2 separate regions of the Homo sapiens genome follow, and region 1 is linked to region 2. A link is an interaction called in ENCODE POLR2A ChIA-PET data of the cell type or tissue named here. Cell type or tissue: Caco-2. All regions are shown on one strand. Each heading gives the region's core, and the rest is flanking DNA. Links, peaks and the distances in the headings are about the cores only.

What was found. Peaks named below come from ENCODE experiments on the same cell type or tissue, not always from the same donor. Only the 100,000 strongest peaks of a DNase experiment are listed, where the experiment ranks them.
Region 1: POLR2A ChIA-PET joins it to region 2 with 5 read pairs; 13 of 35 experiments call an interaction of 5 or more read pairs at or near these places.

The regions. Positions count from the first base shown.
Region 1 is chr21:36,329,314-36,333,703 of GRCh38, forward strand. It overlaps MORC3 (MORC family CW-type zinc finger 3), which reads left to right. Exons shown (of 17, transcript NM_015358.3): 2 at 4,333-4,390. Among named protein-coding and RNA genes, the nearest start is that of MORC3, 11 kb to the left of the region's middle. In Caco-2, for the core only: a CTCF peak has its summit at 1,788 (motif pointing left); a DNase peak (open chromatin) is centred at 1,808.
Region 2 is chr21:36,186,161-36,190,550 of GRCh38, forward strand. The region is part of intron 2 of DOP1B (DOP1 leucine zipper like protein B); the gene reads left to right. Among named protein-coding and RNA genes, the nearest start is that of DOP1B, 32 kb to the left of the region's middle. In Caco-2, for the core only: no CTCF peak of the experiment used is centred there; a DNase peak (open chromatin) is centred at 2,041; H3K4me3 peaks cover 250 bases.

The DNA of each region.
Region 1 (4,390 bases), core at 135-4,134, 140 kb after region 2:
GAAAGTTTACAAATTTGTGTTGGGCTGCATTCAAAGCTGTCCTGGGCCACATGCATCCCATGGGGGCTGAGGGTTGGACAGGCTTGCTTTACAATGAATCAGTGTTTTTTTTGGGTTTTGTGAGCATTATAGCACATTATCAAACATGAGGGGAATCATGTGAATGCCCAATTTATGGTTGGTCTGTCAGAAGTACAGGAGACTAAGGGTTTATAGTAGTTGACTAATTTCTCCTTGTTTGGTAGTATAAACCAAAAATAAAATTCTAAGGCTCTTCCAACCATTTTAATGGACTTCCTTCTCAGCCAGGGCACTCTTAACATTTAATCTGAAAGACTAGTTCAGGCCATGACAGGAAGTTGGGGTCAGACCTGCTTCATTATACTGCTCTGGCGTAACATCACATAACAAGGAAAGAAATAAAAATAATTCTAAATAGATTTCCTTGTCATATCTTGAAATTGCCTTGCAAAGTTTGTCTCTTGTGGAAAAAAATGTACATTGTGTAGAGAATCCTCTTTTCCCTTTTTTCTTTTCTTTTTTTGTTTTTTTTTGTTTTTGTTTTTGAGACGGAGTTTCGCTCTTGTTGCCCAGATTGGAGTGCAATGACCTGATCTCAGCTCACTGTAACCTCCGCCTCCTGAGTTCAAGCAACTCTCCTGCCTCAACCTCCCAAGTAGGTGAGATTACAGGCATGAGCCACCAGGCCCAGCTAATTTTGCATTTTTAGTAAAGATGGGGTTTTATCATGTTGGTCAGGCTGGTCTCAAACTGCTGACCTTGGGTGATCCACCAGCCTTGGCCTCCCAAAGCGCTGGGATTACAGGTGTGAGCCACCAGACCCGTCCTGAGCCACCGCACCTGGCCATTCCCTTTTTTTTTTCTTTCCAGATCCAGGAGATAATCAATTAAGAGTCAGGCACCCTTTTCAGTCTCATAAGAAAACATTTTACAGCCTCTTCTGTCTTATGCCTGCTAGCTAAGAGCTTCCTCTGCGTAGTAAAACTTTGGTCTCCACAATCCTTGTCTTAACCCAAACATTTCCTCTCTGTTGATCCCAGGTCCTTAGACAAACTCAACCAATCTTAACCAGAAAATGTATAAATTTACCTATAGCCTGGAAGTCCCCGCTTTGACTTGTCTCGCCTTTCTGAAACAAACCAATGTACATCTTAAATGTATTTCATTGATACCTCATACCACCCTAAAATATATAAAACCAGGCTGCTCCCCGACCACCTCAGGCACATGTTCTCAGGACCACCTGAGGGCTGTGTCATGGGCCATGGTCACTCATATTTGGCTCAGAATAAACATCTTCAAATATTTTACAAACTTTGACTCTTTTTAGTCGACAGTAGCCAGAGGTTTTACACCCCAAGGCCATGTCCCATGGTTAAGATGTAGAGTGGGGGAGGAGTGTATCATTCTTTTATCAGTGGTAGAATGATATTTGTACAGGGGAGAAGGTGGGACAGGAAAGTTTTCCTGATGGCTCACTTTTGAAAAAAGACTTCTTGTGCAAGATGAAGAGCTAGAAATTTAGTTTCATTAAGAACTGTTTGTGATGTGTGCTTTAGAAAGTCTTGAGTTACCTATACTCCATATTTCACGGATGTATGCTGTATTATGTGATGTCTGCCAGAGCAAGTCTAAATTGCATATATACCAGTTTGAACAGTCTTCTTCAGGATACTGTTTCTCACTTGTGTGCTTCAACTTAATGGTAAATGAAGGTTTTGGAATTGTCCAGAAGCAAGTGTGGACAGAGGAGAAGTAGACCTTTCTGACACCTTGTGGCAGCACGTGAGCACTACAGATGTGGTTGGCTTGATCTACAGTCTAATCATATTTTTAGGGCTCTTCACACTGCAAAGTGCTTTCCACCTTTTTTCCCCTTATTAGGAGAGAATCTGTTCAGAATGAACAAAAAAATTGCATGAAAATTCTCTGCATACTGAAATTTTTAAGGCTCTGCCTTTTAAAACTACTTGTGTGTTTTTGGCCAGGCACGGTGGCTCATGCCTGTAATCCCAGCACTTTGGGAGGCTGAGGTAGGCAGATCACGAGGTCAGGAGATTGAGACCATCCTGCCTAACACGGTGAAACCCCGTCTCTACTAAAAATACAAAAAATTAGCTGGGCATGGTGGTGGGCACCTGTAGTCCCAGCTACTCGGGAGGCTGAGGCAGGAGAATGGTGTAAGTAAACCCGGCGGGCGGAGCTTGCAGTGAGCTGAGATGGCGCCACTGCACTCCAGCCTGGGCAGCAGAGCGAGACTCCATCTCAAAAAAACAAAAAACAAACAAAAAAACTACTTGTGTGTTTTTATACATTTGGTACGTACCACTACTCAGGAACTTAAGAGAGTTCCCAATAGCATGAGGTTGACTGGCATATTCTTCCATAATGAATTGTGAGTAAAATCAGGCATAAAAGCCTTGGGAATTAAGATGCAATGCAAATTTGTTGCATTGCGTTCAAACGAAAAACCTTAGACAAGTTAAAGTTTTATTGAGCAAAGAATGATTCAAGAATTGGGCACATTGGGCATAGTGGCCCACTCCTGCAATCCCAGCACTTTGGGAGGCCAATGTGGGAGGATCACTTGAGGCTGGGAGTTGGAGACCAGCCTGGGCAACACAGTGAGACTCCTGTCTCTACAAAAAAGTATAAAATTAGCCAGGCATAGTGGTCCATGCCTGTGGTCCCAGCTACTCGGGAGGCTGAGGGAGGAGAATCACTTGAACTCAGGAGTTCAAGGCTGCAGTGAGCTATGATTGCACTACTGCACTGCAGCCTGGGCAGCAGAGAGAGACTATCTCTGAAAAAAATAAGAGGCTGGGTGTGGTGGCTTACACCTGTAATCCCAGCACTTTGGGAGGCTGAAGAGGGTGAATCACTTGAGGCCAGGAGTTTGAGACCAGCCTGGTCAACATGGCGAAACCCCTTATCTACTAAAAATACAAAAAATTAGCCATGTGTGGTGGTGCGCACCTGTAATCCCAGCAACTCGGGAGTCTGAGGCAGGAGAACCGCTTGAACCCAGGAGGCGGAGGTTGCAGTCAGCCGAAATTGTGCCACTGCGTTACAGCCTAGGTGACAGAGTGTGATTCTGTCTCAGAAAAAAAATAGGACAGGCTTCAGAACCGGAACAGGTTCTAAGCACTCTGGCCTGCAACGTGATCAGGCAATATTTATGGACAAAACAAAAGTGAGATACAGAAATAGTTTAATTGGTTGCAGCTTGGCATTTTGCCTTATTTAAATCAGCTGGTGACCTGTGATTGACCGAAGATGGGATTCTGTAGTTGACTGAGACTCAGCTGTTTGTTACTGGAGTACAAATTGCCCTAAGTTAGAAGAATTTGTACAGTTAGTTTTCATACTATTAGGTTGTAGTTCCTTATGTACTGACTCGAGTATGGAGGCATCCTCAGGCCAAGTTTAGTTTAGTTTAACAATTGGAACTCTTTCTTTTTTTTTTTTTTTGAGATGGAGTCTCGCTCTGTTGCCCAGGCTGGAGTGCAGTGGCACGATCTTGGCTCACTGCAAGCTCCATCTCCTAGGTTCATGCCATTCTCCTGCCTCAGCCTCCCGAGTAGCTGGGACTACAGGCGCCCATCACCACGCCCAGGTACTTTTTTTGTATTTTTAGTAGAGACGGGTTTCACCATGTTAGCCAGGATGGTCTCGATCTCCTGACCTCGTGATCTGCCCGCCTCGGCCTCCCAAAGTGGTGGGATTACAGGCATGAGCCACTGCGCCCGGCCAACAATTGTAACTCTTATTTGAATTCTTTGAAGAGTTTGTAGATGTATACTACTACACTGCTACAAGTTCAGCTATAATGAACTTGGAGTAAATAATGAAGTCACAGTGCCAGAAAAACTTAGTGATCAAGCACAGTTAAGTTTATTAGGCCTGATACACGTAGGAGAAAGTGCCTCCTTGACAAAGTCTTAGTTGTGTCTCAGAATAGAGAAATTAGGAAATGGTGTTTATAGGATTTTAGGGCCTTGGCTGGATCATTTTAAGGTAGGTCTTGGCAAGGTATGTCCCTATTTGGGATTGGACAGTTATGACATTGTAGACATAAAGAGGGCAAGGGTTTTGAACCAAGTCTTGGTGAGTAAGCTGTTTAGTTGGTTCCCAGTGTTATCTTCCAAGAATCGTATATTCTAGATTGTATCTTCCAGATGTATCCTGGAGCAAGCAGCTAAGTCACTTTTGTTTGGTCTCAATGTTGTTTAACACAGGGATAAAAATACTGGTTTTTATTTTCAAAAGTAAGACCTGAATTAATTTACATGGACCTTTTGTTTGTTTCAGCTTTGCCCGAAGTTTTTACATACAAATTCTACTAGTCACACCTGGCCATTCAGTGCAG
Region 2 (4,390 bases), core at 203-4,202:
CCACTGCACTCCAGCCTGGGCAACAGAACGAGACTTCGTCTCACAAAAAAAAAAAGAAGTAATTTTCTGATCTAGCATGTGGATTCTTGAGTCATCTTAACTAAGAGATTGGGAGCAGCCTGTGTGGCTGACAGGCCCTATTGCTCATGACTTGTGTATGTGTACACGTGTGGGATGTGTGTATGCATGTGTGTATATGTATGCAGTGTGTATGTGTGGAGTGTGTGCATGTGTGTACATGTATGCATGTGTAGAGGGTGTGTGTGTGTATATGTATGGGAAGTATGTATGTATGTATTTGTGTGCCTGCATGTGTGGACATGTGTACGCATATCCAGTGTTAACCCTGACACACTGGGGAAGTGGAAATAGAATGAATACCCTGTATGTTTCAGCTCCTTTTTGAGTTTATCCTGCACGACCAGCTTATGAGTAGGTGATGGTATATTTTTGGTCACCTACAGCACTTCCTCAGCCTCCCCTGACATGTCTACATGTTCCACCCCCACCCCCGGAGTGTGGGCTTTGCAGGGCGCTGGCGGACCTGAAATACTCTGCACACCTGGGAAGCTGCAGGCAGACCTCTGAGCTCCAGCTCGTTCTTCAGTAAAAGGGGCTGAATGGTGCTGACTTTGGAGGATTCCAGGTTTCAGAAATAATGGGTGAGAAAGCAGAGCCTCAGAGCTATCAGGTGACTTGTGACAGGCTTGCTCAGATGAGAGCTGGAGCCCGGACTCGGACCCAGGCCTGCCACTCAGAGCCTGGCCTCTGTCACAGTTCCCCTCCCATTGACTTTCGGGGCCCGTCTTAGGAGCTCGACCGGCGGCCAGCAAAACATTCCCTCCACAGCAGAGCCACCTCTGGGTAAACTGATAAAAATGAGCTTCTGAACCTGCCAAGGTGCCAGGGCTCAGGCCTTGGCTTCAGCAATGTCATTCCCCCAGCAGACGGTGAGTGGGTGCCAGCCACAGTCAAGCACCCACTGTGCTCTTCCCCCAAGGCCTGGCCTGGGTTAGCTGGCTGTCCTGCCCCTCCCCTCCCCTCCCTTCCCCTCCTCTCCCCTCCCTTCCCGGGGGAGGGTGCTTGACTGTGGCCAGCGCCCATTCATCGTCTGTGGGGAGAATGACATTGCTGAAGCCAAGGCCTGGCTTTCGACAAGAGTTTTGCTCTGTTGCCCAGGCTGGAGTGCAGTGGCACCATCTCAGCTCACTGCAACCTCCGCCTCCCAGGTTCAAGTGATTCTCCTGCCTGAGCCTCCTGAGTAGCTAGGATTACAGGAGACCACTACCACATCTGGCTAATTTTTGTTTTTTTTTAGTAGAGATGGGGTTTCACTATGTTGGCTAGGCTGGTCTTGAACTCCCAACCTCAGGTGATCCGCCTTCCTTTGCCTCCCAAAGTGCTGGGATTATAGGCATAAGCCACTGTGCCCAGCCTATTTATTTTATTTTTTATTTTATTTTTGAGACAGGGTCTCACTTTGTTGCCCAGGCTGGAGTGCAGAGGTGCGATCGTAGCTCGCCCACAGCCTTGACCTCCTAGTTCCAAGTGATCCTCCTGCCTCAGCCTCCCAAGTAGCTGGGACTACAGGTGCACATCACATGCCCAGCTAATTTTTGTATTTTTTATAGAGACAGGGTTTTGCCATGTTGCTGGTCTTGAACTCCTGGGCTGAAGCAATTCACCTGCCTCGGCCTCCCAAAGTGCTGGGATTACAGGTGTAAGCCACTGCGCCTGGCCTGCTTCTTTTTTTTCTGAGCATGCTTTTAAAATCTCTAGTAGGTGATACACCCAGCCTTCAGTTCTACTCCTACTCAAGCAGCATGGTAATTTTAAGAAAATTTTAAAAGGAAAAAAAAAGCATATTCTAATGTGTCTTCTTACCTGATGCAGAAGATGGAGTTAGCCTGAGTGACCCATTCCTTGCTAGCAGCTTTATTGGAAGCTGGGATTTGGGTATGTGGATAACTCATGCTGAGAGCTGATTAATCACGTGCATGGCCCTGTTAGGGTTCAACTGACTTAGGTAAATACAACACAATGATATTTCAGCTGTGACCTTTCAGAGAAGGAAGCTCCTTGTTTACATAGGAGTTATAGCAGCACTGCTCTCCCAGTTCAACAAAAACTGGTCTCACTGGTTACCTGTGGAACCCCGACTCCCTGAGATGGCTCTCGGCAGCCTTGCCTTCTGCCTGTTTCTCCAGCTTATCTCTTGCCACCGCCACTCCCTCAAGCTGGCAAAGCAACCGGGTCATGCCATTTCAGTCAAGGTGGAATGCCACACCATGAGCACTTGGGAAGTCCTGGCCAAGTGCTGGTCTGTTCCATTTTCGTCCTGTCTAAAGGGCACTAACAGTGCCCCCTGGCAGGTGCTTCACTGAGCGTTTGAGCCTGTGTCACCTGGCCTCCCTGACTCACTGTGCCACTGTGCAGCTTCCTTTCAGTGGCATGAAAAGAACACCCTTACAAAGATGCCTGACTTCCAGAAGGAAGACATGTCAGTGTTTCACCGTGAAAAATGCAACTCCTCGTTTGCTTGGTGGGAGACGTGCTTTTAAATTGGCTGACTTACATTTCTTTCTAGACAAAGACATCTGGCATTCTGAAGTCAGCATTGTACTCTGTGCAAAAGTAGGGTGACTGTCTCTTCTAGGAACTTTTAAAGGAAACATTTAACATTTTTATTTTACGGGCTAAATAAAGCGTTTTAAAAATGAAACATAATTCTGTCCACTCCCCACCCATATGGTTAAATTACTCCTTTTTTAAAGCATTTTAAATTGTGGTAAAATACATATAAACAAATTGTGGTAAAATACATATAACATAAAATTTACCATCTTAACCATTTTTAAGCATATTAACTTGTGTCCATGTGTAGCCTTTTGGAATTTTTCATCGTGTTCCCTACACAGAATGCTTCTAAATCATGCCGTGTCCTGGGGACTGTCATACTGTCAGGTTGTGTAAAGTCAAAGGAAACAAAGATATTTTCTTGGGTGGAGCAACAGTGACACTTCCTGATTTCTATTAAGCTTGGATGTAGTTTGAATCTTTTTTTTTCAAACATACTTTATACTTAACATTTTAGTATTTTCTTTTAAGGTCAGCCTACTGAGCCTATGCATATAATGAGGTCAAAAATGTTACAATTATGTCCTAATTATAGCTCAAGGAATGCTTTTAGAACAGTGTAGTTCCTGAGTGAAATAAATAAGAAAGTTTAATTTCCTGTTTAATCAGTTTCTCCTTTTTAAATTTTTTTAGCACTTTAAAAAGTGATTTTGAAGGCTGGGTGCAGTGGCTTACACCTGTAATCCCAGCACTTTGGGAGGCCAAGACGGTGGATCACAAGGTCAGGAGTTCGAGACCGGCCTGGCCAATATGGTGAAACCCCGTAGCTGGGCGTGCTGGTGCACGCCTGTAGTCCCAGCTACTCTGGAGGCTGAGGCAGCAGAATCGCTAGAACCCGGGAGGTGGAGGTTGCAGTGAGCTGAGATCACACCACTACACTCCAGCCTGGGTGACAGAGCGAGACTCTGTCTCAAAAAAAAATGGGATTTTGGGTTAGGCACAGTGGCTCACGCCTGTAATCCCAGCACTTTGGGAGGCTGAGACAGGTGGATCACGAGGTCAGGAGTTTGAGACCAGCCTGACCAGTATGGTGAAACCCTGTCTCTACTAAAAAATACAAAAGTTAGCTGGGCGTGGTGGCATGCACCTGTAGTCCCAGCTACCTGGGAGACTGAGGCAGGAGAATCGCTGGAACCTGGGAAGTGGAGGTTGCAGTGAGCCAAGATCACACTACTGCACTCCAACCTGGGTGACAGAGCGATACTCCGTCTCAAAAAAAAAAAAAAAAAATGATTTTCAGCTGGGCACAGTGGCTTACACCTGTAATCCCAGCACTTTGGGAGGCTGAGGCAGGCAGATTGCCTGAGGTCAGGAATTCGAGACCAGCCTGGCCAAAATGGTGAAACCCCGTCTCTAATAAAAATACAAAAAATAAAAATTAGCCAGGCATGGTGGCACATGCCTGTAATCTCAGCCACTCAGGAGGCTGAGGCAGGAGAATCACTTGAACCCAGGAGGCGGAGGTTGCAGTGAGCCGAGATTGCACCACTGCACTCCAGTGTTGGGGGACAGAGTGAGACTCTGTCTCTAAATAAATAAATTAATTAAATTAAAAGTGATTTTGAAAACATGGCCATTTTTCCTGGCCAGTTCATCTCTTTCTTTTTTTTTTCTTTTCGAGATGGAGTCTCGCTCTCTCACTCAGGCTGGAGTGCAGTGGCGCAATCTCAGCTCACTGCAACCTCTGCCTCCCGGGTTCAAGTGATCCTCCCACCTCAGTCTCCCAAGTATCTGGGATTACAGGCCTGTGCTA